Regions from separate parts of the Mus musculus genome. Here regions 2, 3, 4 and 5 are each linked to region 1. Evidence: chromatin loops called from intact Hi-C (ENCODE). Cell type or tissue: heart. All regions are shown on one strand. Region 1 has its middle 5.1 kb from the start of Mir6380. Region 2 holds the start of Lamtor3 (late endosomal/lysosomal adaptor, MAPK and MTOR activator 3). Region 3 overlaps Adh4 (alcohol dehydrogenase 4 (class II), pi polypeptide). Region 4 has its middle 3.3 kb from the start of Gm43403. Region 5 overlaps Dnajb14 (DnaJ heat shock protein family (Hsp40) member B14).

Region 1 (5,000 bases):
GTATTTATTCCTTTCTCTTTGTCTTTGATGTCTTAGATTTAGGGTATAAAGTTTTGAAAATATTCTATATTACATATAGCAAGTCTGCTGGTTCCATACTACATGAATGAGACAACTGGTTTACCTCTCCGTGCTCCTTTCGTTACTTCCCATGCACCCCTTGTAGTATGTGCTATCTTTGCTGACAATTATGGTAAACTCTTAAAGGGCTATGAAGATTCAATGAGGCAGGCATGGAAAGCACTGGAAAACATGTTCAGTAGGTACTAAACATGCCAGAGTATTAATCATTATTGTGTGGTTAAAATCATGCATCACACAGATGTGTAATCCAAGGCTGTTATTTTATTATGCACGGGAAGAATTGCTTCAGCACTATGAAGTAAGCTACATCACACATAAGAAAAGAATGTGTGTGTGGCAGTTTGTCTAAGAAGGAATACGATAGCTACGATATATAAGTATTTGGGGGAAATTGGCCTCACCGTGTCAAAGGTTTTCTTTAAGATCAAACTGATGAAACCTGGAGAGATGGCTCAGTGGTTAAGAGCATTTGCTCCTCTTGCAAAGGACCTTGTCCTGTTCTCAGTACATACGTGATGGCTCACAACTGGCTGTAACTCCAGTTACAGGGGATTCAATGCTCTCTTCTGGCCTTCCCAGGTGCCAGGTATGTGAGGTACACATAGATATGCACAGCCAAAAATAAAAGTAAATAAATCTCCTTGTTAATGTTGATGCTAGAGCTGGGCTGCCATCAAAGTCGTCAGTGTCAAAAATGCATCTTTGCAGCAGTCTTGAAGTCTGCAGCAGAGTCGCTTACAGTGCTCAGAGCAAATGCAGTCATTGGCATTAATGGAACAGGAATGGCTCCCGAGCACGCTGCTAGGGAGGTCTTTCTAAAGCATTGTTCAGAGCTGCAAGTTATCCTAGAGATAATGCTGGAACACTGGAAGTTGTTAATGCTTGCAATTACCTTTCAGAATGAACACTGGTGTTTATTGGAGCATGGATATTGCGTACGAAGATAGTACACTGAGGATCTATAAACAATGGGCACTGACTCTTCAGTCCCTTCTCGTCCTAGAAGGAACACCCTAGGCTGAGAAGTTCAAAGATACTGGGCTATAAGGAAAGGCTTATACTGAGACACAGACTGAAGTTCATTCAAGGATATCAGGGATGCGAAGTCATTTTCAGCAACCCAATTCCAGGCTGAGCCACCTTAGACAAGAAGGATCATTACTCTGTGACTAAGAACTTTCATTACTTGTAAAACAAAAACAATCATATTCTCACCTCATGGTCTTGAAATTGTAAAAAAAAAAAAAAAAAAGCTGGGCGTGGTAGCACACGACTTTAAGCTCTCAGGAGGCAGAGGCAGGCGGATTTCTGAGTTCAAGGCCAGCCTGGTCTACAAAGTGAGTTCCAGGACAGCCAGGCTATACAGAGAAACCTTGTCAAAAGAAAGAAAGGAAGAAAGAAAGAAAGAAAGAAAGAAAGAAAGAAAGAAAGAAAGAAAGAGAAGATGAAAGAAAAGAAAAGAAAAGAAAAGAAAAGAAAAGAAAAGAAAAGAAAAGAAAAGAAAAGAAAAGAAATTGTGAGTAATGTTAGATAGGACAGAGACATACCAGGACTCTGCAGATAGTAACCACTATCACTGTTATTATTTTCCAGGACTGGACCTTAAACCCTAGAGGTCTTGGATACCAAAAACAAGAACAAAGATTGCTCTCCTGGAATGTGCCCACTGACTGCCTCCTAGTCACAGAGGAGACAAGCTCTGTGCAAGGAATCCCAGAACCAGCAGAAAACCATTGGCTACCTTACATTTAACCTTCTGTGCAGTCATTTCTCTAGAGAAGCTAAACCATGTGTGGTCACAGCCAGGATATGCCTGAGCACATTCTTTTCCAGGCACCCTGCCTGTCTTGTCAAGTCACTAAGAGAGCTCTGGGGTTTAGCAGAAGTTCAGAAGATAGGCCAACGGGACAACGTACAAAAGAAAGACAAACCCAGGCTTCCAGCAGAAAGTATTTCTGAGCACCCAAGAGAGAACCAAGATGTCGCCGACGCTAGTACAGAGAAGTCCTGCAGAAGCCGCCAAGAGATTCCAAGGTAGAGAGGAGGGGAGCCTGAAGAGCAGAGTCCTGGGAAAGCCTGTCTCACTCAGAACATAAATGGCATGGTGGACTCCACTCCATGTGGCGGGACATGTTGGTAGTACCGCGATATCTGTGTACTGTGTTTAGTACAGTATATATGTAGTCCTGTGTTTAGTGACAACCCGGGGCTATTGTGTGTGATGGAAATAGAAAACAGGGTTTCCTTTCTTTTTAGGCTAGAAAATAAAATGGCCACAGGATGGCAGTACAAGGTAAGAGATGAAGGTTAGCCAGGTATTCTGTTAACTTTGTTGATTTGAGATCGTCTCATTTGCACCAGACTGGCTTGGAATGGCCTGCATGTCAGAGGTCGACCTCGAACTCAGATCCTCTGGCTTCTGCCACTGAGAGCTGAGATTGCAGGCATGCACCATCGTGCCACCAGCTTAGTCCTGGGTTCTAAACCCAGAGAGGGTTTTGTGAACGCTGGGCAACCATTCTACCCAGCAAGCCGCATCCCTGGACTGAATTTTGGAAACGACAGGCAGAATGCAAAACCCTAAATTATGGAGTTCTCTGATTAAAAGTAATTTCTGAACTGAGTGTGGAAATACTTTTCCTCCTAACACTTATCTGCTATACTGTGTAAGGGTGCATGCATGTGGAATCGCACTGCCCATCACTGAGAGCTATTTACTGGCTTGATTTGAAGTGAAGACGCATGAAAGGCCCTCGGCCAGTACAGCAAAATGTGGTGGGAAGAGAAGAACACGGCCAGAGGGAAGTATGAATCAAAGACGGGCTTGCAATAGTCCCAGGACTCAGAAGCCAGCCTGGGCTAGATGAAGTCTCTATCTCAAAAACCAAAGGCAGACTGGGGATATAGGTCCACTGTAGACTACTTGTCTAACATGTACAAAGCCCTGAGTTCAACCCCCAGCACTGCATAAACCAAGCAAGGTTGGCACGCACCTGTAATCCCAGGTGGTAGCAGACATGCAATTCCAAGTGGTGGCAAGAAAATGAGAAGTTTGAAAACTCATAGCCATCTTCAGCTATATATTAAATTTAAGATAAGCTGGATCCTGTCTCAAAGCCAATTATTTTAAAAGGGGAGGAGATCTAGAAAAGCAGCAATAGTTTAAGATATGGGTGCATGGCTCAGAAGGTAAAGGCACTTGTCACCAAGGCTGACAAACTGAGTTTGATTCCCAGGCTCTGCCTTGTAGAAGAGAACCCTGCAGTTTGCCCTTTAATCTCCAAAGCAGCACTATTCAAGTATTTAAAGGTAGAGAGATGGGAGGTGGAAAGAGAGGCTTGCTCTGACTTAGATGGGAGCATGTATATTCATAGCTGGGGGAGTCTTTGTCACCTACGTGTGCAATTGGCCAACAAACCTACAGAAGAGGATGGGACACAGCCCCATCTAGGATCAGAAGCCATTCCTGTAGTCCACAGGGGAAGCTAGGATACCATCAAGTCTCACGCGCACGCATAAACACACACACACACACACACACAATCAAGCTTAATTAATTTCTTCAAAGTTTAGACAGCACCCCTTTTCACATGGCCACTTGCGCCTCCATTTCTCCACACAGACTACGCAGAACTCCCCCTCACCAGAAGCAAACTGGGTGCTAACTCGGGTACAGTAAGCTACTTAATAACCTAAGACAGAAAGCTTAGATGTCATTCGGACAGCACAAATTATGAAACATTTTACTTGAAGAAATGATCATATTGCATGCTTCAAAACAAACAAACAAACAAGCCACTTGGAATGAATTCTACAGTCTGCAGCCAGCAATCTCACTCAGACAAAAATCCCTGCCTGCTTCCAACCACTTTTACAATAAAGCTCCAAAGGTTCCCTAAGTTCCTAGGGTCCTTTTAGACTTGAGACTGCAAGAGACCTCACACGAGGTCTTCCCGCCCAAGTGTAGCACCCAGCCAAAGTGAGCCCTTCTTCTGGGGCAGGAGGGGACGTTTCTGTTATCTCGCCCTTCGAGGATGAAAGCCAACTCCATCCACCCTTAGACCTAATAGCCATCAGGGCTCCCTAGCCGGGCTTTCTTTAGACCCCAGCTGTTCCCTTATCCCAGGAAGGATCTTTGAAGCCGCTCATTTGCATGATTGCTCACTTAGCATCTCTAAACCCTTTCACCTAAACTTCCGCGGGGCTCTGTTTTATTCCCGTATATGTTCCGATCTAGTATAGTAGCCTTGGCTGCTTTGGAATGCAGAATCCTCCTGCCCAATCCTTTCCAGGGGTGGGACCAAACTCCGGTCACCACACCCAGCTGTCTGGGTACCTAACAGAACTGCATTCGGTAGACAAGTGGAGAGAGTCGCTCCTGAGAGCACACGACGCACCTGTGGAAGGGCTCCCTGAGAAATGCCGAACCACAGAGCTCTTGGTGATGTAAAACAGCTGTCCAGAATATTTTACACGCTCACAACTGCAGCTTATCAGGAAGCCAGATTGCCTTCCTTGACCTAGGTTTCTTCCTACAGGATAGCATTGCTATTCAACTCCTCTTAGCTAACTCAATGGGAAAATCATCACGCTTGAAGACACTGCACATCTGAGCTATTAAAGACACCTCCCAGGGCTGGAGAGATAGATCAGAGGTTAAGAGCATTGTCTGCTCTTCCAGAGGTCCTAAGTTCAATTCCCAGCAACCTCATGGTGGCTCACAACCATCTATAATGAGATCTGGTGCCCTCTTCTGCAGGCAGAACACTGTATACATAATAAATAAATCTTAAAAAAAAAAAAAAAAGACACCTCATTCTCTCCTGGAAGGCAGGAAAGATATAGGTAGATGCTGGTGCTCTATTGCAGAACATAAGAGCATAGTTTGGTGTCGGGGAGGACAGCTGTTTTATTGA
Region 2 (5,000 bases), 140 kb after region 1:
GTCTGTAATTTATTTGCATTAAAAAGTGCTTCATATTTGCTTTACTTCTGGTCTTTGGATTGCTATGTGAGACTTTCCATTTAAAGTTTTAGGGTGTTTTTTGTTTGTTTGTTTGTTTGTTTGTTTTTAAGCTGCAGGTAATTTCCACGGTGTGATATGGGTTTTCAGGTCTGGTGAGGTGTTCATGGAAGCCTGTGTACTTAGAATGAAGTGCTGCTGGTGAAGGAGAGCTCCCTCGTGCATTCAAGACCTCAGAATTAGGTTTAAAAATGAAAGGTCTGATTTGTAAAAATGTAATGTTATATCAGACTTATATAAGGTTTCATATGAGAATTCTTAAAGCTGCTTTTGATTTCTAACGAATGTTCTAATGAATGATTTACAAATTTTTGTCTTTCAGTCTCTGTAATTTATCTCAACATATGAATAAAAAGAGGGGGTGTTCTCACCATAAAAGGCTTGTCTTCATTATATTTTATCCTTTTTTCTTTTTTTCCCTCTCCTTCTCTACCTCCTCCTCCTCCTCCTTTCTTCTTCCTTCTTCCTTCTTCTTCTTTTGAGACAGAGTCTCACTATATAGATCTCACTATCCTGGACTCACTATGTAGACCAGGCTAGCCTCCAGCTTACTGAGATCTGCCTGCCTCTGCCTCCCAAGTGCTGGAATTAAAGAAAGGCCTGCCCCACCATGCCCAGCATAGGATCCTCTTGATATGCTCATTCTTTTATTCATTCACTCATCCATTCATTCAATAAATGTATGAATCCCTGCTGTGTCACAGGTAATGAGCTAGGAGCTGGGAATTATTCATGGATTAAGACAATGCTCTAAGTGTAAATTTAATGAAGAAAACATTATTGTCCAGGAAATGAATGTTTTAATTTTGGTAAATGTAAGAAGATCACAAATTACCCATTTATCTATTAACGCCTATCTATCTTTAACATTTATCTATTAATATTTATTTATTAACATTTATCTATATATTAACATTTATCTCGAGTACCTCTACTATTCTGGAAAGGTCAAGGAAGATTTCACTGAGAAACTAAACTTAAACTAAAACCCAAAGGATGAACAAAAGGGGGGCTGAGACACTAAAGAACAACTTCATGCACAGTGGGCCAACCAATGCTATCACAAACACGCTGGCTCACACAGCTGAGCGGGCCTGCCGGAGATCAAGCCAGCCAACATTCTAGCATGCAGTGGGGATGGTTGGTGAGCCTACCTACACTGAAGTGCTATGGGCAATTGATGGCTTCTGAGAGAGGTGTCAGTGTTCTTTAAGGGTGATCTCTGGTAGGTTGGCCATGCTCCATTGGCTAGTCCCACAGGCCCCGGAGATGATCAGCCCAAACTGGACTTGATAGGTTATGGGGGCGGGGGGGGAGGACACAGTTTGAAGGGTACAGACATGGGGGTGAACCTAAGGGGAGTTAGAGCAGAAGAGTCAGGGGTAAATATGATCAAAATGCATTGTATGAAATTCTCAAAGAATAAAAGTATTAAAACTTTGTGGAAATGAAAAGAAACTTGAGTGGCGATTTAGTAAAAGAATTCCAAAGTAGGTGCTCCTAGAGAGCTTACCGTTTTCTTTAACGGTACACGACTGTTAACATCTGCAGCAAAAGCCATCAGCTTCCATTCCCCCTCCCCGCCCTCCCCCCACTCCCCCCAGCTCAGGCAGCCACTGGGGAGTATTTAGATCCCAGGTGATTTTCGTTTGTCCTCAGGGTTTCTACCAGAGTCTCCTAAGCGGATTACATGGCTGCCCTCTACCACAAAAGAGTTATCAACGCGTCAGTAATGAGAAACACCGGGCCAAAGCAAATGGAGAAGCCTCCCTTTTGCTAAGCTTTCTTGCCTTGCCCTTACAGTGGGCTTTCTTGAATGTACAAACACCAACAAAAAATATAGGCAGTTTTTATTTTATTTTAAGAAGATACAACAAATGCAGGCCCAAGAGCCAAAGCAGGCAGCCCAGTGCATGCGTGTTCAAAACGGACTTAGCAAACGAGCCCATAGGCCCATGGCTCCTGCACTTCTAGGTAAAAACCCAAGAGAACATGTGGTAGCAGCACCGTTAGGAAACTGGCTTGTAAATTAGGTTATCCAAGGACCTGGGACTTCTAATAAGTAGGCTGCTCAGTTTGTTCTCCTCAAACGTCTTCATTCATAAAGATTTACATAATGGGTCTGGGAAAGGTGTACACATACTCCGCACAGGATCATCTTCCGTTGTAGGTGAGTTGGATGGAAATTAAGGTGCAAGGACCGCAGATGCCAACCCAGCTGCTCGTGGCGCAGCGCGCAGGCGCAGGAAAAAAAAAAAAAGCCTCCAGGGGGCGGGGCGGCCGCGCGCGCAATTTCCGCCCGGGTCTCCCCGGAAGTTCCGAGTCCCGGTACTGGAGGGTGCAGCAAGTGCTTCCTGGATCCCGCGGAGGTCACGAGTAATGTGACAGCGACTTGACAGGCGGCTTCAGAGAGGCGACTGAACTGCGGGAACACCGGGGCAGGTCTTCCCAGGCTGGAGCGCGCGTGCGTCTGCAGAGGTCGCCGCTCCTCTCAGCTCGGGGACAGAGTGGGTGGGGAGAGGTGGGCTGGCCACCGGGCAGGGTCCCCGGGAACCTCCCCACTCCCTTGACGGAGATCCAGGGCTCTCGCTTGGCCCTGGAGAGGGTGGATCTCGTGATGCTGTCTGGGTCTGGAGAGGGTGACTAAGCCTCGGGTGCGGGGGAAGTCACGGAAGTTTTCCTTCCAGGAGTGGAGATCGATTCTGCGAGGAAAAGGGGTTCATCATGGCGGATGTAAGTTGACACCCCTTCCCAAGAAAAAGGGGAGGTGGGAGGTTTGCATACGGCTTCTGAGAGGAGAAAGGTAGAAATGTGTTTCAGCCTCGCCTCTCTTCCTGGATTTGTAGTAAGGACTTGCAGGGGCCTGAGCTTCTGTCAGGACCGGTTGTGATGGGCCACTAAGGTGCTTTAGCCTCAGAGAACTATATATTCTTCCACCTCCTAATCCTATTGGAGCATACAAGAACTCTGTGTGGGTGGCACTGGAAATTCTGAAGGATGACTGGCCGCCCTTCCAGTCAGTACCTGTTCATAGGACAGTGCTCTGAATCCTCTCCCAGTAAATAATGCTCTTGGTGTCTCAGTAGGCAGTGTTGGGAGTCTAAAAGGATGGCTAACGCGTGCCCCCTTAACAAGCTATGTTCCGTTTCTATGTGTCTGTTTAAGACGAGAGCAAAAGTAAGTTTGTGGTGGTAACGTGGGAAAGGACACTCATTCAGTTTGGGAGATAGAGGTTCAAAACAGCACACATTTAGAGTGGAGGTCATAATTGTCAGTATCTTTGCCAAGAAGCTGAATGTTAGAATAGTTTATCGGAATTAGGATCATTTAAAAAAAAAAATTCATGGGCAATCTGGATGCCCGGACATGGGAAGAGATTTATAGAGGATTCTCAAGTGAATACGGTAGCATCCGGATGTAAAATATTAGGAAGCACGTGACCTCATTTTACAGCAAATCTGTATTTGTGTGTCCCAATTCCAAGTACACTGACATAGCCCTTACTAACCTTTGACAGCGTTCTTAGGTTGTAGGGTCTGTGATTATCCCTGTAGACATGTAACGAAGCATATAATGAAACTGAGGCCTAGAAAAAGGTTAACTAACTTCTCCCAAGTTATACACGTCAGAGATGAAATGCCAGTGACAAGTGGTGAGTTCATGTCCTTTAGGGATAGGGACAGGGCTAGAACAGCACAAGGTAATAATGGTCTTTTAAAAATTATTCTCTTTCAGGATCTAAAGCGATTCCTGTACAAAAAGTTGCCAAGGTAAGAAATTATTGATTTGTTGCTGAATAAATTCTGTGCAACGTGTTAATCTTACAAAGTATTTTGTTTCTCCTTTTAAAATTAGTATTTTTATAAATTTCATGGTAATTATTTACCACATTTAAATATAAAACTAACCCCAGGTATCCTAAGAGATGGCTTGAGTTTCCAGATAGCTCGAAGCCGAGCTGTTGGATGACTTCTGTGTGGTTCTACGGGGAGAGATGCTGGGGACTAGAACTTAGATTTCCTGCCACTTTCAATTTTTTTTTTTTTTAAAAACACACTACCGTAGTTGTTTATTAGCTTATCTTTTAAAGTTCTTAAGTAAATTTAAGAAAAGAAGGTTAAAACTTGCCATTATTTTTAATGTTACTATTGGGACCTAATTGCTAGGTCAACGTAATCCAAAATTACTAGGCTAAGACAATAGTTGAAAAACAAATTCACTTCCACACTGCACTTTGTGTGCCATTCTTACAAAGAGTTAACAGGTGTTAAGGTTAGCAGATTTCTTATAACATATTTTACTGATCCAGAGGACTCCACTTGAACTCATTGGAACTCACTTTTAGTTTAATTGAAAAGAAGATGTCTTTGTTGACAAGCATTTCTTTTGTCTACATTCACATCTTTCTACAAATGACTCAGATTTTGTAATCATTAGGGATAAGACAGGAGTGAGGGGAAAATGTCTTGTGTTTTCACATCTCAGAGCAAAACAATCAGATTGGACTGAATAACCTTTGAGGTCATCTAGCAGAATATTTTCTGAAATCCTTTTTCTTATCTTCCCAGTCTAAAATTGTAAGTGGTTATGTGTGGTTATCAGTTTATCTCTGTAGGCTGAAAAAAATGAACTAACGTTCCTTTAGACTTACTTGAATTGCTGGATGTATGGCTTATGTTTTTACTCTGATTATAGATTAGTGGAAATGAATAACTGTGTTCTGGTTGTGATTTATACGGTGTATATCGAAAACACCGTGGGTATTTTAAGTGAGATAATGATTATTATCAACTTTATGTTAATGAAATAATTAATTAATTTTAGTTAAATTAATTAAAATTAATTTTAATTCTCTTCCTCTTAATAAAAAGGCAAGTTATAGAGATCAACTGCTGGGTCTTCTTTCACACACGTGGCCAACA
Region 3 (5,000 bases), 650 kb after region 1:
TTATGTGCACCATGAGCAGGTAGGTGCCTGAGAAAGCCAAGATAGGATGTCACAACCCCTGGAAGTAGAAATACAGGCATTTGTGAGTCATCTGATGTAGGTGCTGGGGACTAAATGCTCCTAACCAGTGAGCCATCTTTCAAACCCCAACTTTTATGTTTTTGTGGGGGTTTTTTGGTTGTTTTTTTTTTGTTGTTGTTGTTGTTTGGTTGGTTTTTTGTTTGTTTGTTTGTTTGTTTTGGTTTTTTGAGACAGGGTTTCTCTGTATAGCCCTGGCTGTCCTGGAACCCACTCTGTAGACCAGGCTGGCCTCGAACTCAGAAATCTGCCTGCCTCTGCCTCCCAAGTGCTGGGATTAAAGGCGTGACCCACCATGCCCAGCATATTACTCTAACAACCAACCAGGTGTCTCTTGACTACATCAAAATTGCTATATGTGCTTAACAGATTAAACAATTGCCATTGGGAGGAAAAAAAAAGAAAAGCTTGATTTTCCGCAATATACAGCATTATATACTATGCCATATACAGTAGTGGCATACGCTGATAGATGAATTCCCTCTCACAAACAATTGTTAACTCAAGTCAGTTATTCCCTAGAAGGAAAGATTTCTATAGTGTAATGAAGGGTAGGTTCCCTGGTCCAGTGTGCCCACGTCTGGAATTGTTTTCTATGGTTTGTCAAAGAGCATTCGTGGTCAGAGCCCTGTGCAACTGCTGAGATATGAGCAGAGAGTGGCAGGAATCAGGTACACACAAGCACTTCAACTCTCACTGGCTTGCCTTGTCCTGGGGCTCCTGTCAGATCATTCCACTTATCCAGCAGTTTCAGCTGCACTGTGCATCTCAGGATTGCTTCCTAGGTATTAATCTATATCAACCCTCAGAATGAGGGCTTCCTAGAGGCTGTGGACTATGTAAGACTGGGATTAGTGATTTTAGTTAAGTTACACCCTTTATTAATAGAAGCAAAGAGTGAACACCAAGAATAGTGGTATTTAGAAAAAAATGGAGCAAAGAACTTAAAAGACACAGCAAAAAAAGAGGAGTAAATAAAGCAGAGGAGACTAAATGACAATCATGGTGATAAGATTGGAAACAAAGAAAAAATCTCACAGAAAATGAAAACCACCTTCCCCCAGTCTATTAACACTGTCACAAATATTATTAATGCCATGGATGGAGAAAGGTGACACAATAGGAGAAATGGTGCATGGGCTTCTACTAAAGGGAGAAGTGGAGCAAGAGGGGGTGGGGTGAAGATGATCAAAGAACATTGTGTACGTGCTTTAATATCACAACGAACCCCATTACTGTATATAAATAGTACACGTTGATTTTTAAAAGGCGTCTCTAAAGAAAGACTAGACCAAAGTCTAAAGTGAAAAGGAAAACAACTGGGGACTTTGGATAAAGTGTTCAGATAAATAGTATTTATTGTTGTATTACTTTTATCAGCATCCGAACAATCCTGACCTTCTGAAAATGCCAGGAGCAACTTGGAATGTTATCTGATTGGATCCGAGCCTGTCTGGATGATTTATTACCTCACATGATGAGCCAAAGAAAGCCTGCATTTACACTTTGTATCAGCACAAATGAACTATAAATTATACATTCACTGTTTTTTTTGCTTGCTGCTCTTTAGGGGCTGGTGTGTTTTCTGTTTGGGGGGAATTTTATATGTTGAGTACTGGTACTCACATGATTTCTATCTCACTGTCTCCCTCTCCGGCTCCTCTCACATCCTGTCCCCTAACTCTCGAATTCATGACCTCTCTTCTTCCACTGTTACATACATACATGTACGCAGATGTATATACAGATAGAAACTGCTGAGTCCATTTAGTATTATTCATGTTCTACATGAGTAATTGGCTAACCAATCAGGATTGGATAACCTATTGGGTGGCTCCTTCTTGGAGAAGACTGGTCGTCCTCTCTTCATAGCCACTGACTGTCTGTAGGTCTTCACCTAGGGGTATGTCTTGTGAGATTTTCCCTTTCCACATTGGAATCTCAATGGGTGTTGTTATTGTCTAGGTCTTGTATAGGAGACCATGTCATAAAGAATCCATAGATGCGGTTCCCTGTTGTTAATATATAGAAGACATTATCTGGAAGCAGATGTCCTGTTTTGAGTGGAATTTTTTTTAAAAATTGTTTTTTATATTTGTCTTCTCCCTAATCAAGGCCAAGCTTGACTACAGACTGAGATGCTGTTTTTTAAAATCCCGTACAATGAGTGAAATACATGAAAGTCTATGTTCTGACCGATAGCTCCTTCTCCGACATGTTCTCATTCATTAATCGATGCTGCTTCTTGAAAGGCTAGACGCAGCACAAACTACATTTCTAGTGTCAGGCCATTGTGCCAGACTAGAACTTGGTTCCCTCCAAAGGGAAAAACCGAAAAATATTATGGTAATGGTTTGCAGGGCAATGCACTTTCTGTTGTTGTAAAGAACTGTCCTGGTCTCCATTCTCTAAGGCTTTAGTCCAAAGATCAAAATTTTAATACACATAGACCACTGACCTTCTTCGGGTTATTAAACCTACCTATCAAAATATGTATTCTCCCACATAATAAGGCAGATGTCTTATTTCTAAAAGCTGGTTTCGTGGGTCTGACATTAGTGACAATATGCATCCATTCTAGTAATCGTGTACAAGCACTTAAGTTTAGAAGGTAACCTAATCACAGTACTACAATACACTTGTCTGAAAAGCACAAAGGGTTTTCATGTAGCCACTATGCCTTTGGCACCTTAGTATTCAAAATGCTACCACAGCACCCTCTGGTGTTCCTTTTAATTTTCCATTTATTAGATGCCATTTTCACTGAGAAAAGGAACTCAGAATGAATAGCAATTTCTATTGATATCAAAGCTACCATTATAAAGGGTTCCTTCCTATGTATTAGATAATGTGACTCTCAAACACTTTCTGCTGCAAGCCCCCTGAACCAGGGCCATGTTCCGAACCCTGAGCACCTTACAGAGAGCAGGCCCTCCAGCCATTCAATCCTCTGTAAATTGGACAAAGCAGACCTTACTAACTAAAGTCTTATTACAGGGACACAAACACTATCCTTCCAACTGCTTTATGAGGGTGGTGCATCTACACAGTTTTGGTTTGGTTTGGTTTTGGGGGGCTTTTATTTTCTTTTCTTTTTTTTTTTTTTTTTTTTTTGGTTTTGATGATTGATGGTTGGTTTGATTTTGGTTTGATTTGATTTGCATTAGAAATCTGTCTCAAAATGTAGACCATGCTGGTATGGAATTCATAGAGACCCACCAGCCTCTGTCTTGTGAGAGAGACACTACAATTAAAGGTCTGTGTTGCCAACCCCAGTGCATTTACCTATAACAGACTCCTATAACTAACTCCAATAAACACATTGGTTCACCAAATTAACACTTGGGCTAACTTATTTTCTCAGTGTCTTAATGCTATATCTGGGGTTAAGAGAAGACTCTCTATAGTTCCCAGGAAAAGTCATGCAGCTATCCCTCTGTCTAGTTCTGTTCAGTTAAATGCAATCTACAGATGCAATGCAATTCCCACCATAATTCTTCACAGACCTTGAAAGGCTAATTCTCAGATTCATATGGAAATTTAAAAAAAAAACCCAAAGATAGTTAAAACAATCCTGAACAATAAAAGAATGGCTAGAGGTCTCACCATTTCTGATTTCAATGTGCACTACAAAGCTATAGTAATAAAATCAGCCTGGTATTGGCATAAAAACAGAAACCTTGAACAGAACCAAAGTGAAGAACAAGACATAGATCCACACACCTACTGACATCTGACTTTTTTATAAAGAAGCCAGAAATATACAGTGGAAAAAAAAGACAACATCTTCCACAAATGGTGCTGAGCAACTGGATGGCTGCATGTAGACCAATCCAAATTGATCCATACTTATTTCCCTGCACAAAACTCAACTCCAAATGGATCGAAAAGGTCAACATAAAATCAGATACACTGAACCTGATAGAAAAGAAAGTGTGGTGTGGCCTTGAACTCATTAGTACAGGAAAAGAGTTTCTGAACAGAACACCATTAATGTAGGCACTAAGATCAGCAATTAATATATGGGACCTCATGAAACTGAAAAGCTTATATAAGGTAAAGGACACTGTCATTAGGACAAAGCAGCAGCCTACAGAATGGGGAACAGTTTTTTACCAACTCCATATCCAATACAGGACTAATCTCCAAAATATATAACTCAAGAAACTAGATATCAAAAAAATAACACAATTAAAAATGGGTACAGATCTCAACAGAGAATTCTAAATACAGAAAACTCAAATGCCTGGGAAACCCTTAAGGAGATCAGCATCCTTAGTCGGTGGTGCTCACCCTGCAACCCGTTAATACAGTTCTTCATGTTGTGGTGACCCCCCCCCCATAAAACTATTTTCATTGCTACTCCATAACTGCAATTTTGCTACTGTTATGAATTGTAATAAAAATGTCTGATATATAGAATATTTGAATATGTAACCCCCAAAGGGTTCATCTTATTCGCGTTCTCACGCCCGGCCAGGAAAGAACACAACAAACCAGAATCTTCTGCGGCAAAACTTTATTGCTTACATCTTCAGGAGCCAGGAGCGCAAACCCCCAGCCCCAAAAGCGAAAGCCACCCCAATTACATCTTTAGGAGCCAGAGCTCCGGTGCGCCAAAGCGCAGAGCGCGCTCTATTGTTTACATCTTTAGGAGCAAGCGAGCAGGCGCCAGAGCCAGAGAGAGAATGGCGGAAAACCCCGTCCCCTTTAAGGAGGAGTTATCCTTCGCTTAGGACGCATCACTCCCTGATTGGCTGCAGCCCATGGCCGAGCTGACGTCACGGGAAAGGCAGAGTACAAGTAGTGGTAAAATACCCTTGGCACATGCGCAGATTATTTGTTTACCACTTAGAACACAGGATGTCAGCGCCATCTTGTGACGGCGAATGTGGGGGCGGCTCCCAACATCTCCCCCTTTC
Region 4 (5,000 bases), 83 kb after region 1:
CACTGTACACTACAAAATTGGTATGGCATTGAATAATGTACACACACACACACACGTATTATCATAACTACAACTACAGTAAAGACAACTCAAAAAGAGTAGCACATTTGTATCAGACCCTTCTCAGCCCGGGCTAAGGACAATTACTGTGAAAAGAGGATGAGCTAGTGTTGTCTTCTACTTTGAGGAAGCAGAAAGCCGTTGTGACTGTGTTAAAGTGACCTGGGAGGACAGGTGAGCTGGCTGTGCGTATGTCGGTTACTTGTCTATTGCTGTGATAAAGGACTGTGACTAAGGCAACGTAAATAAGAAACAGTTTGGGCTGGTGAGATGGCTCAGCGGTTAAGAGCACTGACTGCTCTTCCAAAGGTCAGGAGTTCAAATCCCAGCAACCACATGGTGGCTCACAACCATCCCTAACAAGATCTAACGCCTTCTTCTGGAGTGTCTGAAGACAGATGCAGTGTACTTACATATAGTAAATAAATCTAAAACAAAAAAAAGAAAGAAAGAAAGAGAGAGAGAGAGAGAGAGAGAGAGAGAGAGAGAGAAAGAGAGAGAAAAGAAATAGTTTATTTGGGCTTATAGTTCCAGAGGGTGGAAGTATCTGATGGCAAGAAAGCACAGTGGCAGGTGACAGGCATGACTGCAGGAACCCCGTCAAGGGCAAGCAGAAAGCCAGCAGTGTGAACTGGAAGTGACCAAACTACCTAAAGTGTCCCGGAAGGTGCTGCCAACTTGGATCAAGTGTTCAAATGCTTGAGACTACGAAACACTGTTTAGTTAGTTTTATGTCAGTTGTTTGACAAAGCTACAGCTGTTTGACAAAGCTACTCTCAATTGAGAAAATGCCTCCATACAATTTGCCTGTAGGTGAGTCTACAATGCATTTGAATTAGTGATTGGCCTGGGAGGGTCTAGGCCAACCCTAGACTGATGGTCCTGGGTTCTATAAGAGAACAGACTGAATAAGCATGAGCAAGTCGGTACACAGTACTTCTCCATGGCCTCTGCATCAACTGCTTTGGTTGCATCTGACTCCTGCTTTGGTTTCTACCCTGACTTCTTTGGATAGCTGACTATGAACTGCCAGCTGAAATAAACCTTTCCCTTTCCAAGTTGCCTTTGGTGGTGGTGTTTATCATAGCAATAGAAAACTAAGACAGAGCCACTTTTATTCAAACCACAGCATTCCACTTCCTGGTCCCCATTAGGTGTTGTTTTTAAAACAAAAGCCCAAACTTTCATTTTTACCAAATGAAGATCTAGGAGACAGAGAGGCAGAGAAGCACCCAGCTGACCTTCCTCCTCAACCATCCTCCCAGAATGAAAGAGCCAGCTCTCCTTCTCCACACTACCCCTCAAACCCTTCCAACTCAATGTCCCTCCTTTCTACTTCTGGTTCATCTCTCTATCCGTCCTCCTGACTTCCTCTCACTATGGTTTTTTTTTTCTTATGTTCCCTACCTCATGTCTACTGGTTGCTTGCTCTGCCTCTTGACCCATGACTTATTCAATCTTGTTTAGAAAGCTCTCAGATTAAAGGTGTGTGCTAGGTCTGAGCCACACTACAACTAGGGACAGGTTTTTCCAGCTCACAGCACATGTGATCCAATATGCTGCAGTACATAGGCTTGTGGACACGTCATAACGTAAAATATACTTAGTCCAGCTTTTACAGTCCTAGTCTTTCACAGTCTCGACATAGTTTAAAGGTCTCTTCTAAGACTCTAGGCAAGCTCTTAATTGTAACACACTGTAAAATTAAAAAGCAGATGACATACTTCCAAGATTCTATGGTATAGAGTATACATTATAATTCCAAAAGACAGGAGTAGGGACACTGGAATGGCTAAAATTATGTTTTAGTTCTTAGTTCTGCACTTGAAAGATCTATAAAACAAAAGTGCCTTTAACCTGTAAGTCCTTCTTGCCCAAGGACAGAGAACTTCCTGGACTGCTGGGGGCTGTTGTTCCTGTGAGATAACAGCCACGTGGTTCCACTCCCATAAAGAAGCTTGATTGCCCCAACTGGACAGGATGTGCTAGATCACACATACGTGGCAGGTTATGTAGGCAGGAAGTATGTCAAGATGTATGCTTGCCCCTGATTGGACAGACATGGGAAGGATGTGACCTTGTGGCTTTTGCTTTTATAAGTTCCTAACTAATGAAATTCGAGGCCATATTCTGGAAATCCTGGCTATGGCCCTGGCTAACATCCAATGTTCTGGCCAGCGCTGAATAAAGCTTGCTTCAAATTTGACTCAAAAAAAAAAAAAAAAAATTGTGGTTGTTATCTTACTCTTGCCCACTGGGATTAGCATCATTAGGAAATACTAGCCCAAAGCAAGACCAAACTCAACAGGACAGATACCAAATTCTGAAGTTCTATTTTTGGTAGCAAAGGCTCTGCCCCTCCAATTTTGCTGCCTACAAAACACAGCTTTCTTGGGCTGGCTCCATTCCATGTATGCAGTTCTCCTTGGCGGATATCCCACATGGCTCTTAGCACTACTGCCTTCCAGGCTACTATGATGATCTATTAAGCTCTACTTACATCGTGCAATCTCTTTTGACGTTCAAAGTCCCAAACTCTTCCACGTTCCTCCAAAAAAACAACAAAAAACAAACAACAACAACAAAAAACCATAGTTCTTTACAGTAACACCACTCTTAGTACCAACTTCTACATCAGGTACTTTTTTGCTGTTGAGACAAAGACCATGACCATGGCAACTTCTAGAAAGGGCTTATTTTTGGCTCACAGCTCCAATGGATAAGTCTCCATTAGGGCAGAAGGTACAGAACAAGCAGCAGGGGTTGCAGGAGAAGGAAGTGGCGAGCTCCTTACATCTTTAACTGCAAGCACGCGGCAGAGAAACTGAATTGGATAGAAGTGGTGTGAAACTTCGAATCCCAAGGTCTGCTCTCCATGCCATACGCTTCCCAGCCAGGCTGGACCACCTAAATCTCCCCAGACTTGGAACCCAGTGTTTGAATGCCCAACACTGTGAGTGACATTTTTTTAATTCAAGCACATTGGCACAGTTTGAGTGTCCTTTAAGCTTGCCATTTCCATATCAAAAGATGCATACGTAACAGTCAAGAAAAACCAATTAGGAATATGTTATTTTCTCTTCCCTTCTGTTTTAGATTGTTCTATTGCTGTGAAGAGAGATCAAGACCAAAGCAGCTCTTATAAAGGAAAGCATTTAATTGGGGGCTGGCTTACAGTTCCAGATGCTTAGTTCCTGATCGTTATGGCAGCAGGCATGGCAGCAGGCAGGAAGGTGTAAGGCTAAGAGCTTATATCCTAAGCCTTTAATCCCAGCACTTGGGAGGCAGAGGCAGGTGGATTTCCAAGTTCGAGGACAGCCTGGTCTACAGAGTGAGCTCCAGGACAGCCAGGGCTATACAGAGAAACCCTGTCTCAAAAAAAAAAAAAAAAAAAAAAAAAAAAAAAAAAAAGCTTATATCCTGATCTACAGTCTACAGGCACACACAGGCGAGATTGAGCCTGGCTTAACAGTTTTAAACCTTAAAGTGATCTCCTGTTGCATGCTTCCTCCAACAAGGCCACACCTACCAGTCCTTCCCAATCAGTTCTACTAAGGCCCAAACATTCAAATATTATGAGCCTATAGGGCTATTTTCTCTCAAATCACCACACTTTCCTTATTCTCCTTATAGGATAGTTGTTTGTTGAGTATATGCTGATTGTCAAGCACATGTTACCATGTAATCTGCATAAGGTTTTCCTAAATCCTTTAAGGGCTATGTGAAAAAGGTGGGGTGGGGCTTGAGCTTTCAAAGGTTACTAACCTTTCTGAAAAGCATGGTAGTGTGCACCTATAAGCTCAGCATATACAATGCAGAGGCAGGAGAATCACAAGTTTGAGCTCAACGTTATCTATATAGAAAATCCCAGGCTAGCCTGGGCTACAGAATTAAGATCATGTTTCAAAAATAAGAATAAAAAACATTTTAAAAGGCACAAGCAGAAAGGGTTGAGAACTAAGATTACAGTGAGGAGGCGCCACAGAACTCACATGTACTTGCTAGTTTATTCTTGCTACCACTCTTCAGTGAAGAAAAGTCAACCTTTTAGTTGGATTCCATGGGAAAAAGCTCACACAGAATTCTCTAGAGAATGGACGTATGTTATGAGGTAAATATCAAGAAATCCCATCAGAAGCCAGGGATAGCCTACTGGGCTTGGCTTTATACTTGGTTTTTTTTTTTGAAGACAGGGCCTCAGTCTGTAGCTGTAGATGGCTTGGAACTCACTGTGTAGACCGTGTGGGCCTTGAAGTCACAAAGATCTGCCTGCCTCTGCCTCTCAAGGGCTGGTATTAAGGATGTAGGTTGCCACCATCACAGCAGGCCAGTCCTTAGGTGTCTGAAATGCCATCGTTGTAGAGTTGACTAGCATTCTGCTTATGACTCTTCTGATGCAGCCTTCTAGGTGCTGGGATGTCAGGAGCCTCAGTTGTTTTCGGCATGTGATGACATCATTACAATTCCTTAGTTCCAATAAGCCTCGGAATCAATATTGTTTGGAGTCTCTCCTCTAGCATTAATGTCCTGGTATCAGAGAGTTCCTCTAATTTCATAAAATCTCCCAAACTTAAGTACTAATAATGTGGAGTTTACGCTTCAATATTCTCTTCATATTACTATTCAATTATGTAAAAAGTATAAACCGGTGATATAACTCGACGGGTGCTAGCTGTGTGAGAGTTGACTACCTGATACCTGAGTTTATCTCTGGAACCCTGGAAAGAGAGCACTCACTCAAGTTGTCATCCGATTTCCACAACTATAGTAATGAGGTGAGCACCCGCGCCCACCCACATGGCCACACAATCATGTTTAATTGAAAAGTGCTACGTATTAATATAAATGCGAAATTCGCAAGACTCAGATAATTATGGTCTCCAAGCAGCGAGTGATAAATGCAGGTGCTGTAGATCTACTAACTGCACGTCTAAGTGGCT
Region 5 (5,000 bases), 120 kb after region 1:
TTGTTTTTCAAGACAGGGTTTCTCTGAATAGCCCTGGCTGTCCTGGAACTCACTTTGTAGACCAGGCTGGCCTTGAACTCAGAAATCTGCCTGCCTCTGCCTCCCGAGTGCTGGGATTAAAGGCATGCGCCACCACTTTGGGCTAATCCTTTGAATCTTTAAGACTAGCTTCCATTACCCAGTGGAGCAGATGCAGTATGGCTGCGAAAGTCTGCAGGCTGGTAATCGAAGTCCGAAGTAATATCCAGGTACTGTGTGTGTCTTCTGGTTTGGTGTGAGGAGGTAGGTTGACAGTTTGTATTACCTTCCAGTGTTTGAGATATGACCCAAGTCAACCGAAAGTAACAGTTTTACTGAGGTTTTCTTGGACGTGGCCTAGAGTGGAGATTTCCTAGACAGGCCATTCCAGGAATGCTGGTAGGTAGTGCTCTTAATATTTCTATGATGCTGGTCAGGTTTTATGATGCCAGAGGTCAAACCCAGGGCCATGCGTGTGTTAGACAAGCTTCTGGCGCTGAGCTGCATCTCTAGTCCTGGAATTTATGAGCTCAGGTCTTGCTGTGCAACTCAGGCTGGCTGAGTGAACTTGGCAGTTTTCCTGCCTCTGAGCGCTGCCATCACAAGTGTGCACAGCAAGGCAAAGCACAATTCTGCATCCTTTATATCGATTTTTAGTAATGCGTTTACTTTTGCTTCTTCAAACTTGATTTCTTATCTCTCGTCTGTGTTATCTACTTTACTTCCTAATCTTCTCTACAGCTTTGGTGAATTTAGTAACTATTATGCAAAATAGGGGTGAAAATTAGGTAACGGGTTTGATAATTTCCTATTTTATATGTTGTAATGAAAGTTATACAACTGTCTCTTGCCTCCCCTGGTTGGCAGAGGCTTCCTTTTACTTCACCTTTCCAGGGAAGCCAGGGTAGCGTCTCCCTGGCAGACAGAGTGGCTGGTGTCAGGACTCCCCATGCCTTGAGCGTATTATTAAGTAAAAGAACAATAGCAATAGTTTCATGGTTTGTTACAGTTTCATTGTAACAATTAATGTGTTGTCCATAGTGAAACTTTTAACTTAGTGATTGTTGATTCTTGTGAATTTGATATCCTTAGAGCCAGGGTTTGGTGTTTTCTGTAACTTGCTGGGGTCCGGGAATAGAACAAAGGAGGGATTATGTTAAAATGTTTCAAGAAAGAAGACTTGCCTGGCAGTGGTGGCTGCAAGCCTTTAATCCCACTTATTCTGAGTTTGAGCCTAGCCTGGTCTACAGAGTGAGTTCCAGGACAGCCAGGGCTATACAGAGAAACCCTGTCTTGAACCCCACCCCCACCCCCCAAAAAAGACTCCATTAGTTTTTCATAAAAATACCGTTCAAGTTGTTTATAATCCAGCCATTGGGGAACATGTCTATAATCCCAGCTTCCAAGAGGCAGTGCCAGGAGGATCACAAGTTTGAGGCCAGCCTGGTCTACATAGCAAGTTCCAGGCCAGCAGAGTTATGTGCTGTAAAACTCTTTTTTGTTTTCCCATCATAGTCAAAGAGAGGGAGAGGCAGGGAGGGGAGGGAGGATATTGTTTACAGAACAGTTTTATTTGTTGAAGGAAGTTGCCAAGGAAAATACATCTGGGAATTAATAATATATTCCAGTGAAAGCTCTGCCAAAGTTGTTCTTCTGGAAAAAGATAAGTTAACAGCGGCACAGAGAGAGGGTAGGGAACCTTCGTGGCTCAGCAGGTGAAGGCACTTGCCACCAATCCTGGCAACCTGAGTGTGAGGCTCAGGACTCATGTGGTGGAAGGAGACAACTGATTCCTACAGGTTACACACACACACACACACACACAAATGAAATAAATAGTTCAAAAAAGAAATTATGGAAAAACCATATTTTCACAGTTCTACATGAGTTTAACTTAAACCTTTTCCCATTGTCTCATGAGCCTGCCAGACTCTGATGGTTGGCTCCTGCTCCGTGATGACGTAGGAGGCCCTGGTTAAACTCAGTCGGTCACGCACAAGAAAGACACAGTATAGGATGTCTACAGGAGGGGCATAAGAGAGACTGGAAAGTGTCAGCACACGGAATGCATTATCTATGTGTGTATAATGATCAGGACAGATTTAATAAAATTATAACAGGTCTTGGTGATGGGTGATCCAGATAACGTTGGCAATAGTAATTCTCCCTGGACTGGAGGGATGGCACTGAGGGAAGAGCACACAATGTTCTTCCAGAGGACCCAGGTTGGATTACTTTCTTTAACTGCAGCTCTAGGGGACCTATCGCCCTCTAATGGCCTCCACAGGCACTGCACCCATGTGCTGCAAGCATCCAGGCAAACTCTTCCTATACATACAAGTAAATAGTAGTAGGCCGCCTGGCATACATCTGGTGGTGGCATACATCTTTTATCTCAGCACTCATGAAGCAGAGGCAGGTAGCTCTCCTAGTTTGAGAAATTTCAGGACAGGCAGGGCTACACAGAAAAACCCTTGAAAAACAAGAAACAAAACAAAAGGTTCATAGTAATAATGCTTCCTAATGTTAAGAATGTTAGGCATGGCTCCCAGGTGTGGTTCTGCCCGCCTGCAATCCCAGCACTTGGGAGGGAGAAGCAGGGAATCATGGGTTCTAAGTCTCCTTGGCTACGTAGTAAGTTCAAGGCTAGTCAAAGTTACATGAGACTCTGTCTCAAAACTAATAAACAATCAGGGCGTGGAGAAATGGCTTAGCAGTTAAAAGCACTGGCTGTTCTTCCAGAAGATCCAGGTTCAAGTCCCAGAACCCACATGATGGCTTATAAGCGGCTATAACATCAGTCCTATAGTATCTGATGCCGTCTTCTGACTTCTCTGGGCACCAGCCATGCACAAGGTGCACAGATACATGCAGACAAAATACTTATACACATAAAATAAAAGTAACTTTAAAAAAAAACAAAAAAAGAGTGTGAGGCTGGCTGAACCTGTTTGTACTGTAGCTGCTGGCAGAGTATGTGCCTAGTGTGTACAAGTCTAGGGTTCGGTCTCTAGTGCCACGAAACAGAAAAAAATCCAAAAGCTTCAAAGAATGTTAAGCTAATTTCTCCCACTGCATCACGGTCAGGTGAGCATTGTTGCTCTTATGGAAAAACTAAGACTACAGGTGTCTGTGCTGCAGCATTGCTGTTGCTCTTACGAAGCAGCAAGCAGCGCAGATGTCTCATACCAGCCAGCCAGCCGGTCAGTGGGGTCTCACAATGATGGTGTGAAGGCTGGGTGTCATCATTATGGTGTAATGTTCTGCTTTGTAAGGGAGAAATACTCCTTACTGATCAGCAGACTGGGAGATTGTAGTCTCTAGTGGAGAGGCTCACACAGTCAGTGTGCAGGCGGTGAGCTATAAATCAGAATGCCACTTTAATTAGTCCCAAGGGAGATCAGAATTAGGAGCTGGCTCAGGAGCCAGTTTTCACCCACTAGAAACCGAACAGAAACCCCAGCCTGTAACCCACAGCTTTTCAGTGAGCAAATGTAGTTAGGCATCCTGCAGCCAGTGTGGTCACACAAAGAGGCAGGCTTCATTTGTCGTGTGCTTCCTTGAGTGTCTGACGTATTCTTAGCCAGTCTTCTGCTTGGAGACACCAAGCTGTTTTTCCCTAATCAGAGACAATGTTTTGATGTTTTTTCTTCTTCTTCTTTTTTTAATATCTATCTATCTATCTATCTATCCATCCACATGCGTGTCTTTGTACATACATGCCTACACACGTGCTGAAGTGTGTCCACACAGATTTGTGGAGATCAGAGGACAGTTTGCAGCACATTCTCTCCTTCTACCAAGCGGGTCCTGGAGCTGGAACTCAGGTCATCATCAGTTTGTGGCAGGTGCCTTTGGCTGCTGAGCCATCTCGCCGGCCCCCACTTTGGTCCCCACTTTATATGGAAAATAGGATAGATAAGAGTTTGACCACACTGAAATGTTATTTTATAGAAAGGGGAAGTCATTTGCAGTTTATTTTTCTATTCTACTTTATTTTCTTCAAGAATAGAGAAGTAACCATAGACTAAAGACTCAAGTTAAATGCTATGTTTGTGTTTCTCTAAGGGAAACAAGTGTTACCTAGGACAGTAAACAAAACCTGGCTGGGTTGTCTTTCCCAGGAAACTTGTTAAGTTTACTAAAGCAAAGAAATATTTATTATGCAGAATGATTTTTTGTTTGTTTTTGTTTTTTCCAGACAGGGTTTCTCTGTGTAGCCCTGGCTGTCCTGGAACTCACTCTGTAGACCAGGCTGGCCTCGAACTCAGAAATCTGCCTGATTCTGCCTCCCAAGTGCTGGGATTAAAGGCGCGTGCCACCACTGTCCGGCCAGAATGATTTTTATAACATACCTAAATGTGTTTCCCACACCATTCCGGTGACACGCATTCTCTCTCTCCTCTCGGACATAAATACCATTATCTCGGTGTTGACTGTAGCTCATCGGTCCTTGCCTCTCATTCACAAAGACGTTAGTTCATTACCCACTATCACCATCAAACAAGCAAGAAACAACACAAAAGCAAGCCACCAAACTAGGACACATTATCTTCAAAGGTTGGAGATTGTTTCAGTGCACTGTTCTGTTGTCAGCATACACAGGGACATCCTAGCAGAGGGCACAGGGTACCCGTGTGTTTCATAAATAATCTTGCGCCAAAGCTTGGGCTAGGTTTGTAGTTTAATATTAGCAGTGTAGACCCAAGGGCATGACTTGCAGAACAAAGATGTTACTTCCTCCTTTGGGCTTTTTCTTATCGAAGTGAGGGGATCTGAGATTCCCTCATCTTCAAAGAAAGACATGCTTCACCCAAAACATTGGCACTGTAGCAAAGCCCAGTGTCTGCCAAGTGTTTTGTAGCTTTTTCATTCCTGTGGAGTTTTTTTCTTTTTCTTTTTCTGTTTAATGTTTGTTTAAATTCTTGTGAGCACGGATGGTGGGACACACCTGTAACGTCAGCACTTGGGTGACAGAGGCA

Evidence for each region. A loop is a pair of places that touch in the nucleus more often than their neighbours do. Peaks named below come from ENCODE experiments on the same cell type or tissue, not always from the same donor. Only the 100,000 strongest peaks of a DNase experiment are listed, where the experiment ranks them.
Region 2: a loop joins it to region 1, with 2.5 times the contacts of the local background. A loop is called at or near these places in 5 of 42 quality-filtered maps.
Region 3: it touches region 1 in a loop (8-fold over the local background); 13 of 42 quality-filtered maps call a loop at or near these places.
Region 4: it touches region 1 in a loop (2.8-fold over the local background); 12 of 42 quality-filtered maps call a loop at or near these places.
Region 5: a loop joins it to region 1, with 2.2 times the contacts of the local background. A loop is called at or near these places in 3 of 42 quality-filtered maps.

The regions. Positions count from the first base shown.
Region 1 is chr3:137,775,996-137,780,995 of GRCm38, forward strand. No RefSeq gene overlaps it. Among named protein-coding and RNA genes, the nearest start is that of Mir6380, 5.1 kb to the right of the region's middle. In heart, a CTCF peak has its summit at 2,363 (motif pointing right); no DNase peak of the experiment used is centred here; H3K4me3 peaks cover 894 bases; H3K27ac peaks cover 515 bases; H3K27me3 peaks cover 611 bases.
Region 2 is chr3:137,916,108-137,921,107 of GRCm38, forward strand. Lamtor3 (late endosomal/lysosomal adaptor, MAPK and MTOR activator 3) reads left to right here and starts at 2,448. Exons shown (of 7, transcript NM_019920.2): 1 at 2,448-2,556; 2 at 2,766-2,811; 3 at 3,814-3,848. The coding sequence starts at 2,803. It also overlaps a transcript of Dnajb14 not described here. In heart, a CTCF peak has its summit at 2,375 (motif pointing right); a DNase peak (open chromatin) is centred at 2,404; H3K4me3 peaks cover 2,419 bases; H3K27ac peaks cover 1,946 bases.
Region 3 is chr3:138,429,267-138,434,266 of GRCm38, forward strand. Adh4 (alcohol dehydrogenase 4 (class II), pi polypeptide) reads left to right here. Exons shown (of 9, transcript NM_011996.2): 9 at 1,459-1,626. The coding sequence ends at 1,483. Among named protein-coding and RNA genes, the nearest start is that of Adh5, 11 kb to the right of the region's middle. In heart, a CTCF peak has its summit at 2,804 (motif pointing left); no DNase peak of the experiment used is centred here.
Region 4 is chr3:137,858,539-137,863,538 of GRCm38, forward strand. No RefSeq gene overlaps it. Among named protein-coding and RNA genes, the nearest start is that of Gm43403, 3.3 kb to the right of the region's middle. In heart, no CTCF peak of the experiment used is centred here; a DNase peak (open chromatin) is centred at 2,453; H3K4me3 peaks cover 240 bases; H3K27ac peaks cover 280 bases.
Region 5 is chr3:137,893,103-137,898,102 of GRCm38, forward strand. The region is part of intron 3 of Dnajb14 (DnaJ heat shock protein family (Hsp40) member B14); the gene reads left to right. Among named protein-coding and RNA genes, the nearest start is that of Gm40155, 17 kb to the left of the region's middle. In heart, a CTCF peak has its summit at 2,296 (motif pointing left); no DNase peak of the experiment used is centred here.